2 separate regions of the Homo sapiens genome follow, and region 2 is linked to region 1. The links are chromatin loops, found by intact Hi-C in ENCODE. Cell type or tissue: MCF 10A. All regions are shown on one strand. Links, peaks and the distances in the headings refer to the core of each region. The heading gives the core; the rest is flanking DNA.

Region 1 (4,402 bases), core at 330-4,329:
TCAGCTGGGGGCTGGCTGGTTGAAGATGATCCCAGCTAGTATGACTCATCTCTGCTCCGTGAGCCTCCACAATATAGCAGGCTTGCCCAGGCTTTTTACATGCAGCAGCAAAGTTTTAAGAGAGGCAAGAGAAGCATGCAAGCCCTCTCAAGATATAGACTCAGAACTAGCACTGTTCTCAGAGCTCAGAACTGTTGCTTCTATGAAACTGTTTTGTCCAAAGCAATTATGAAACCAGCCTTGATCCAAGAAATGGGAAAATAGGCTCAATCCCTTGATAAGAGGAGCCACAAAGTCACCAAAGAATGTGCCTATGGGGGCTTTTAAATGGGACCATCACTATAACTGATCTCCTAAAAGCCCTGAGCTCTTTTGTTAGCTTGATTTTTAGAAATAGGCGTTAAAATACTACCAGTCATATGGGGACATTGTAGGAATAAAATGAGCAATATATATAAAGTGCTTAGCTTAGTGCCTGGTGCATAGCACATATAACAGTACTCAGGGTGGTAGCTCTTCGATTTGTTATTTTGGACTGCCATTCTAGAATAAGGATCCTCTTTCCTGCCCCAATTATGTGGGACTTTTTTCAGTCTCCTCTTACTTATTTGAAACACTTTTGCCTAGAGGGTAATGCCAGTACATCAAGTTCTTCCCACAATACTCTGCTGTAGATTGAAATTTTCTATGAAATTTACTTGGATGCAATTTCAGGGACTTTAGTTACTAAATGCTATCATGCACTTTATTCTAAAAAGGTGTCACATGTAAGGTGGCCAGCAGGCATGGGCAGTGTGGAGGGAAGCTCTGGCATCTTCTGGATGACATTCCTGTGCTAGTCTTCATGACAGTCAGCTGCCAGAACAATCTGTCCATATGTCTCTTAAGTTCAAACATACCTAGATTTGACCTGTCCATGTTTCCATGGAAGTCACATTGTTGCCCCTCTTAAATGTCTGTGAAGCTGGTTTACTGTCTGAACTCTGACCAGGATAGGAACGTGGTGCTTTGCACTTAGGCACTTCCTTAATATACTTACTCTGGTGAAAGTATTAGCTAATTCTGCTTCCAATTTGGGATTTGAAAATAAAAATAAATAGCAGTTGAGAAATAGCCTTTTGTCCTTCCTCCTTCCAATATAGAACATCTACCATACATGAAATGAATCTTAGAAGACTGAAGGAAATAAGAGCTGAGCCCTGCCCTCAGGGGATCTGTTGTAGGGTAGGTATGAAACTATGACATGATGGCAAATGTGATCAGAAAATGAAGGGTGGGGCATATGAGATTTAGGGAGAACTTAGAGGGGAAAGACTGGGCTTCTATGGGGGTGATTAAGAGAGACTTTGAGCTGTCCCGATGAATAAATAAGAAGGTCCCAATAACTTTTTTCTTATATGAAATTATAAAAGTTTTTATTTAAGAAATTAAGAAAATATAAATAAAAGAAGAAAGTGAGGGTCATATTTTACGGCAGATGGTGTTGGTTGATTATCTAATATCTTTTTTCTCCTTCTTAGAAACTCAGCCTTAATTACATTCAGTGCAACAATGTGCTGCTAAAAGACTACATTACCCAGAACCCTTTGCAGCCAGTTATCAATACATTGGCTGTGTAACTAAATTCTGAGCAATTTAAGTTAAAACATTGTGTGGGACTTCCAGGAAGACTCCGTAAGGGAGATGACTTCACTAGGAAGTTTGGCCCTTTTGCCCTTCTCTAGTTTTCCTTCTTGATGGGACATGAAGGTGATGGCTAAATCTCTAGCAGCCATAGTGGACCAGGAAGTGATTTTGATGATGCCTATATGTATTTAGTCAGAATGGACCAGGTTATGCTATAATAACAAACAGTCCCCTAACCTCAATGATATTCTATTTCTACCTCACCTAAATATCCAATAGACTTCAACAAAGAACCTGTGCTAACTAGAGTCACTCCATCACCCAGGCTGATGGCAGCTTTCTCTCAACATGTGCTTTCAAAATCACAATAGTAGGTGGAAGGATGTATAATGGATTGTGCACTGACTCTTAAAGCTTCTGCTTAGAAGTGATTCATGTTACTTCCCTTTATAGTTCACTTTTCCAAAGCAAGTCACATGACACACCAACATTCAAAGGGGAAGGAAGTGAAGTCCTATCATGTTCCCAAAACGAGGGAAGAAAAAGAGTATTAGTGAACATAAATAATGACTTCCATACTATGTGCTATGATGAAGAGCAGGAAGTTAGAATGCACTTGAATTTCTAATGACTTTGTGACTTGCCATCCCAGACTTCTTCTACTTGAGAGAATAAACCCTCCTGTGTTGAAACCATTGTAATTTGGGGTTTTCCATCTCATGGAGCCAAATCCAACTGTAATGAATTTATTTTTCCCCCATCCTTCTGTCATAACCACAAATATTATTTTGATGAATGTACTGGAAAAGAATGTGTATGAGTCTTGGAGTGCCTGCCCTGCTTTCAGCCCCATTTCAGAGAAGCAGCCTCAGCACTTCCTGACCTCTACAATTCCATGTTCTGTCATGCAATCATGCCACCCTGCACACAACTGATTGGATCAAGGCCAAAAGCACCAGTGTATGGGCTGAGTAGCCCACTGGCCATGAAGTAGCCTGGCCTGAGAGGTTTGTCCAGTGCAGGGGCTCTGTATGAGGTGATGACTAAGTGAGTGAATCAGACCCTCTTACTCATATGTGGAATTTGAGACACATACTGGGAAATTAAAAAAAAAAGCTGAGAGGAAAGCAGAAGCTGAGAGAAGTTGCATTATGTGACTGTAACAATATTGCAATTTTGAATTGTGTGTAGGATGTTGTGTTCTCTGTGAGATCTCCATGTTGGTTCCAAGAACTTCCCTGTTTTTCCTTTCTTCTGCGTGGCCTTATAATAAACTCCTTATATATTAGTCTGTTCTCACACGGCTATAAAGAACTGCCTGAGACTGGGTAATTTATAAAGGAAAGTGATTTAATTGACTCACAGTTACCCATGGCTGGGGAAGCCTCAGGAAACTTACAATCATGGGAGAAGGGGAAGCAAACATGTCCTTCTTCACATGGCAGCAGGAGAGAGAAGTGCAGAGTGAAGTGAGGGAAGTCCCTTATAAAACTATCAGATCTCGTGAGAACTCACTTACTATCATGTGAACAGCATAGGGGAAACTGCCCCCATGATTCAGTTATCTCTACCTGGTCCTGTGCTTGACAACGTTGGGATTACTACAATTCAAGGTGAGATTTGGGTGGGGACACAGAACCAAACCATATCACCCTATGACATGATAAAAAATTAGATCCTAACCAACAGTGTGTATCCTTCTCTCATCTGTTTTTATTTATGTTTTATCGATAGATGATTTTTTATAATGGTACTTACTTTTCTCTTTTACTTAGTAGTATATCATGACAATCATTCCATGCCTTTAAACATTCTTTAAAACAACACAAGAACGGGCATGTAGTATTCTATTGTACAACTGCACCTATGTAATCAATCCCCTAATGTTGGACATTTATGTCGTGTCCCATTTTTGTTTGCATATTTGCTTTTGCTTTTATATACAGCAGCAAAGTCAACATTCTTGAAGCTAAATATTTGCATGTATCCATGATTGTTTTTTTCTTAAAGAGAGAAGGTCTTTTTATGTTCTTTGGGCAGGACTTGAACTTATGGCCTCCAGTGATCCTCCTGCCTCAGCCTCTTGAATAGTTGAAATATTTTTATAGGTAGGAATCTGTTAGGCAGATATTGGTGATAAAGGGGACATTTCAGAGCAAGGATATGGCACAAAAAAGCACAAAGTAGTGAAGTTAGGAGAATATAAAGTTTGTCATCAAATAATCAAATTTTGCTAGTGTTGGGTAGGTATAAGAAGACAGTGGCCAAATTATTGATAGACTTGAAAGCCAAGTTAAGGTATAGCCATTAATAAGGGCTGTTTCTGAATATTTGGAAAGAAAACCTGGAGTATTACAAAGTGAGTCTCTTATCCTCTCCAAGGCTGGTGGTAGTGTTAAACAGAGGATCAGTAGAGGTTAACGTGGCCCATTTCACACTATGTGAGCTATAGAAAACAAATACAAAATCCCTTTGTACTTGGTATTGTGCTTTGTAAAAAAAACAAAAACAAAAACATGCACCCTAGGACTTAAAGTATAATAAAAAAGAAGAAGAAGAAGAAGAAAAAAAAACAGAATACAATGAAAAGTCCTGATACTTAGCAGGTAGAGTGACTGGAAAAATTAATGTATGAAAGCTATGAGAACAACATAATTCCATATGAACCTGTGTATCGCTAACACATACCCCCAAATCTGTAAAAAACACATTGTATTTAACAGAATCTAAGATGCCATCAATTGTAAGATGCACCATTATTTTGTGTGGCAATAAG
Region 2 (4,402 bases), core at 187-4,186, 510 kb before region 1:
CCATCCTAAGAGGATATATTCCAAGAGATGCTTGAAACTGCACATAGTACCAAACCCTCTATACACTATGTTTTTTCCTATACATACATACCTATGATAAAGTTTAATTTATAAATTAAACACAGTGATATAGTTTGGCTATGTCCCTACCCAAATCTCTTCTTGAATTGTAGCTCCCATAATCCCCATGTGTTGTGAGAGGGACCCAGTGGGAGTTAATTGAATCATGGGGGTGGGTTTTTCCCATGCTGTTCTTGTGATGGTGAATAAGTTTCAGGAGATCTGATGGTTTTATAAAGGGCAGTTCCCCTGCACACACTCCCTTGCCTGCTGCCATGTAAGACATGCCTTTGCTCCTCCTTTGCCTTCCACCATGATTGTGAGGCCTCTCAGCCATGTGGAACTGTGAGTCCATGAAACCTCTTTTTCACGCCAGGCACCGTGGCTCACACCTGTAATCCCAGCACTTTGGGAGGCTGAGGTGGACAGATCACTTGAGTTCAGGAGTTCAAGACCACCCTGACCAACATGGTGAAAGTCCATCTCTACTGAAAATACAAAAAATATCCAGGTGTCATGGCAGGCACCCGTAAGCCCGGCTGCTTGGGAGGCTGAGGCATGATAATACCTTGAACCTGGGAGGCGGAGGTTGCGGTGAGCCAAGATTGCACCACTGCACTCTAGCCTGGCTGACAGAGTGAGACTCTGTCTCAAAAAACATGTCTTTTTCTTTATAAATACCCAATCTTGGGTACTTCTTCATAGTATGAAAACGGACTTGGTCGGGCACAGTGGCTCACACCTGTAATCCCAGCACTTTGGGAGGCCGACACGAGCAGATCACCTGCAGTAAGGAGTTCAAGACCAGCCTGACCAACATGGAGAAACTCTGTCTCTACTAAAAATACAAAATTAGATGGGCATGGTGGTGCATGCTTGTAATCCCAGCTACTTGGGAGGCTGAGGCAGGAGAATCGCTTGAACCTGGGAAATGGAGGTTGCAGTGAACCGAGGTTGTGCCATTGCACTCCAGCCTGGGCAACAAGAGCGAAATTCTATCTCAAAAAAAAAAAAGAAAAAAAAGAAAGTGGGCTAATACGCGCAATAAGAGATTAACAACAATAATAATAAATAGAATAGTTGGCTGGGTGTGGTGGCTCATGCCTGTAATCCCAGCACTTGGGAAGGTTGGAAGGTAGGAAGACGGCTTGAGCCCAGGAGTTTTAGACCAGCCTGGGCAATGTGGTGAAACCCTGTCTCTACAAAAAAATACAAAAAATTAGCCTGGTATGGTGGCACATTCCTGTAGTCCCAGCTACTTGGGAGGCTGAGGTGGGAGAATAGATTAAGACTGGGAGGCAGAGGTTGCAGTGAGCCAAGACTGTGCCACTGCACTTCAGCCTAGGTGACAGAATGAGACCCTGTCTCAAAAAATTTAAATAATAAAAGAGAACAATTATAACAATATACTGTAATAAAAGTTATGTAAATGTATTCTCTCTCTCTCTGTCAAAATATCCTATTGTTGGCTGGGTATGGTGGCTCATGTCTGTAATCCCAGCACTTTAGGAGGACAATGCCCAGGATTGCTTGAGCCCAGGAGGTTGAGACCAGCCTGGGCAACATACCGAGACCCTGTCTCTTAAAAAAAAATTAAGAAAAAGATCCTGTTGTACCATACTCACCCTCCTTGTGATGATGTGAGATAATACAATGCCTACTTGATGAAATGAAGTTAGGTGAATGTCATAGGCATTGTGGTGTAGTATTAGACTAGTAGTGACCTTCTGATGATTCATCAGAAGGAGAAGCATCTGTTTCAGGTGATCCTGGATCATCCAGCCATGACAATATCCATGGTTGGATGTCAGGAGCAGAAACTCTCCATGACTAACGGGCAGTGGTAGACAGCGTGGATCCACTGGCCAAAGGAATGATTCACATTCCAGGTGGGATGGAGCTGGATGGCATGAGATTTCATCATGCTACTCAGAACGGCTGCTCAGAACATTGAGCAATTTAAAATGTAGTATTGTTTCTTTCTGGAATTTCCCATTTAATATTTTCAGAGTACAGTTGAGCGTGGGTAACTGAAAGTGTGGAAAGCAAAACTGTGAATAAGAGGGGACTTCTGTACATTCTTCTTTTACATCATATTTATATTCTAGCCAATCCTTCCTGAGAATCAGTCTTCAGGGTATTGATTGAATTTTTGTAGCACTTTAGACTTTCTGTTTAGATTTGGAAGTCACCAAGGTTTGGTTCACAATTCGTTTACAAGCCCTCCCTGCAGTGAGGTTACTTCTTGATATTCTCATTCTTTGCTGTGTTAATTTGACTAATTTCAGAACATACTCTTTTCTTCTTTTTAATGCTACGTATCTATTCTGGTGACACCCTGTTATTAGAGAATACAAGTGTCATGACTTTTGTTTTGCTTTGTTTGGAAGTGGTGTCTGCCCATGGAAACTGATTTTCCTGTGTGCTGGCAGTTCTCCAGGAGGATCACTTGCGTCTTATGGCCTCTGGTGGGTGGTATTCAAACCTAGTTCCTCTTGGGAAGGTTTATGAGAATTTCCCTGTTTTTGATGATTCATCCTGAAAAGTGGTGGGTCACTGATTGAAATCCAACATCTGACAGATTCAAACACCTATGGGGAGGGGAGGGAGTGGAAAGTAAGATAGCAAGTAGTAGTAGTATCATTTTTAATACAGATTTATTCTGTTTCTTCAAATTTTTTCTTTGAAATGTTTTTATTAGTTTTTTTAATTACAAAAGTAAAATATGGTCATATGTCCTCATCTATCTACCCTTTGATGCAGCAATTCAACCCGTAGGTACTTATCCAAGAGAAATAAAAAGCTATATCAAAATTCTCATGTAAGAATGTTCCATAGCAGCTTTTTTCACAATAGCCAAAAACCAGAAATGACCCAAATGTCCTTCAACAGGGTATGGATAAACAAATTGTGGAATATCATTGGAATAGACTATGACTCACCAACAAAAAGGAATGAATGACTGATATATACAACAACCTGGATGAATCTCCCAGATAAAAGTGAGCAAAGAAGCTGGGCACAGTGGCTCTGTAGTCCTAGCACTTTGGGGGCTGAGGTGGGTGGATCACTTGAGGTCAGGAGTACGAGACCAGCCTGGTCAACGTGGTGAAACCCCGTCTCTACAAAAATTAGCTGGGCATTGTGGCACGCGCACCTGTAACCCCAGCTACTCAGGAGGCTGAGGCATGAGAATTGCTTGAACCTGGGAGGCGGAGGTTGCAGTGAGATGAGATTGCGCCACTACACTCCAGCCTTGGTGACAGAGCAAGACTCTGTCTCAAAACAACAACAACAACAAAAAACAAACAAACAAACTAAAACCAAAAATTAGCCGGGTGTGGTGGCAGGGGCCTGTAATCCCAGCTACTTGGGAGACTGAGGCAGGAGAATCACTTGAACCCGGCAGGTGGAGGTAGCAATGAGCTGAGATCGCACCACTACACTGCAGCCTGGGCAACAAGAGCCACACTCCATCTCAAAAAAAAAAAAAAAAAAGTGAGCAAAAGAAGCTGCACACAAAAAGTTATGGCTCCGGTTATGTACAATTCTAGAACAGGAAAAACTAATCCAAGGCAAAAAAAAAAAAAAAAAATTACCACGTTTGCCTGAGGTAGACGGAGCAGTGAGAACAAGAGAATTAAAAGTAGGCTGGGCACGGTGGCTCTTGCCTGTAATCCCAGCACTTGGGGAGGCCTAGGTGGGCAGATCACCTGAGCTCAGGAGTTCAAGGCCAGCCTAGTCAACATGGCGAAACCCTGTCTCTACTAAAAATACAAAAAATTAGCCGGGCGTGGTGGCATGCACCTGTAGTCCCAGCTACTTGGGAGGCTAAGGCAGGAGAATCATTTGAACCTGGGAGATGGAGGTTGCAGTGAGCTGAGATCATGCCACTGCATTCCAGCCTGGGTGACAGAGTGAGACTTCATCTCAAAAAAAAAAAAAAAGTAAAAGTAGAGCCAGGTATAGTGGCATGAGCCCATAGTCTTAGCTACTTGGGAGGCTGAGGCAGGAGGATTTCTTGAGCCTGGGAATTTGAGACCAGCCTGAACAACACAGTGGAATCCTGTCTCAAAAATAAACAAATAAATAAAAGTAATATACATTCATTTTAACAAGCAAAACAATCCACCTGTATAAAGAAAAATTTAATATGGTAATTTTGTTAAAATCTCAGTATTTTTTTTCACACTCCATCCATGCTCAGACAGATACAAACAATAATACATGCACATATGTAAATTTTGTTTTGGGATCATGCTAAAGTGCTTGCTTTAAAAAATACTCAATAGTTTATCATGGATATGCCTCCAGTTCAATAAATATAGATGTAACTCATTCT

What was found. Hi-C counts contacts between places; a loop is a spot of excess contacts. Peaks named below come from ENCODE experiments on the same cell type or tissue, not always from the same donor. Only the 100,000 strongest peaks of a DNase experiment are listed, where the experiment ranks them.
Region 2: it touches region 1 in a loop (18-fold over the local background); 1 of 110 quality-filtered maps calls a loop at or near these places.

What each region holds. Positions count from the first base shown.
Region 1 is chr5:158,382,648-158,387,049 of GRCh38, forward strand. All of the region lies in intron 1 of LINC02227 (long intergenic non-protein coding RNA 2227), which reads right to left. Among named protein-coding and RNA genes, the nearest start is that of LINC02227, 25 kb to the right of the region's middle. In MCF 10A, for the core only: no CTCF peak of the experiment used is centred there; a DNase peak (open chromatin) is centred at 2,564.
Region 2 is chr5:157,869,131-157,873,532 of GRCh38, forward strand. No RefSeq gene overlaps it. Among named protein-coding and RNA genes, the nearest start is that of CLINT1, 12 kb to the left of the region's middle. In MCF 10A, for the core only: no CTCF peak of the experiment used is centred there; DNase peaks (open chromatin) are centred at 1,931 and 2,541.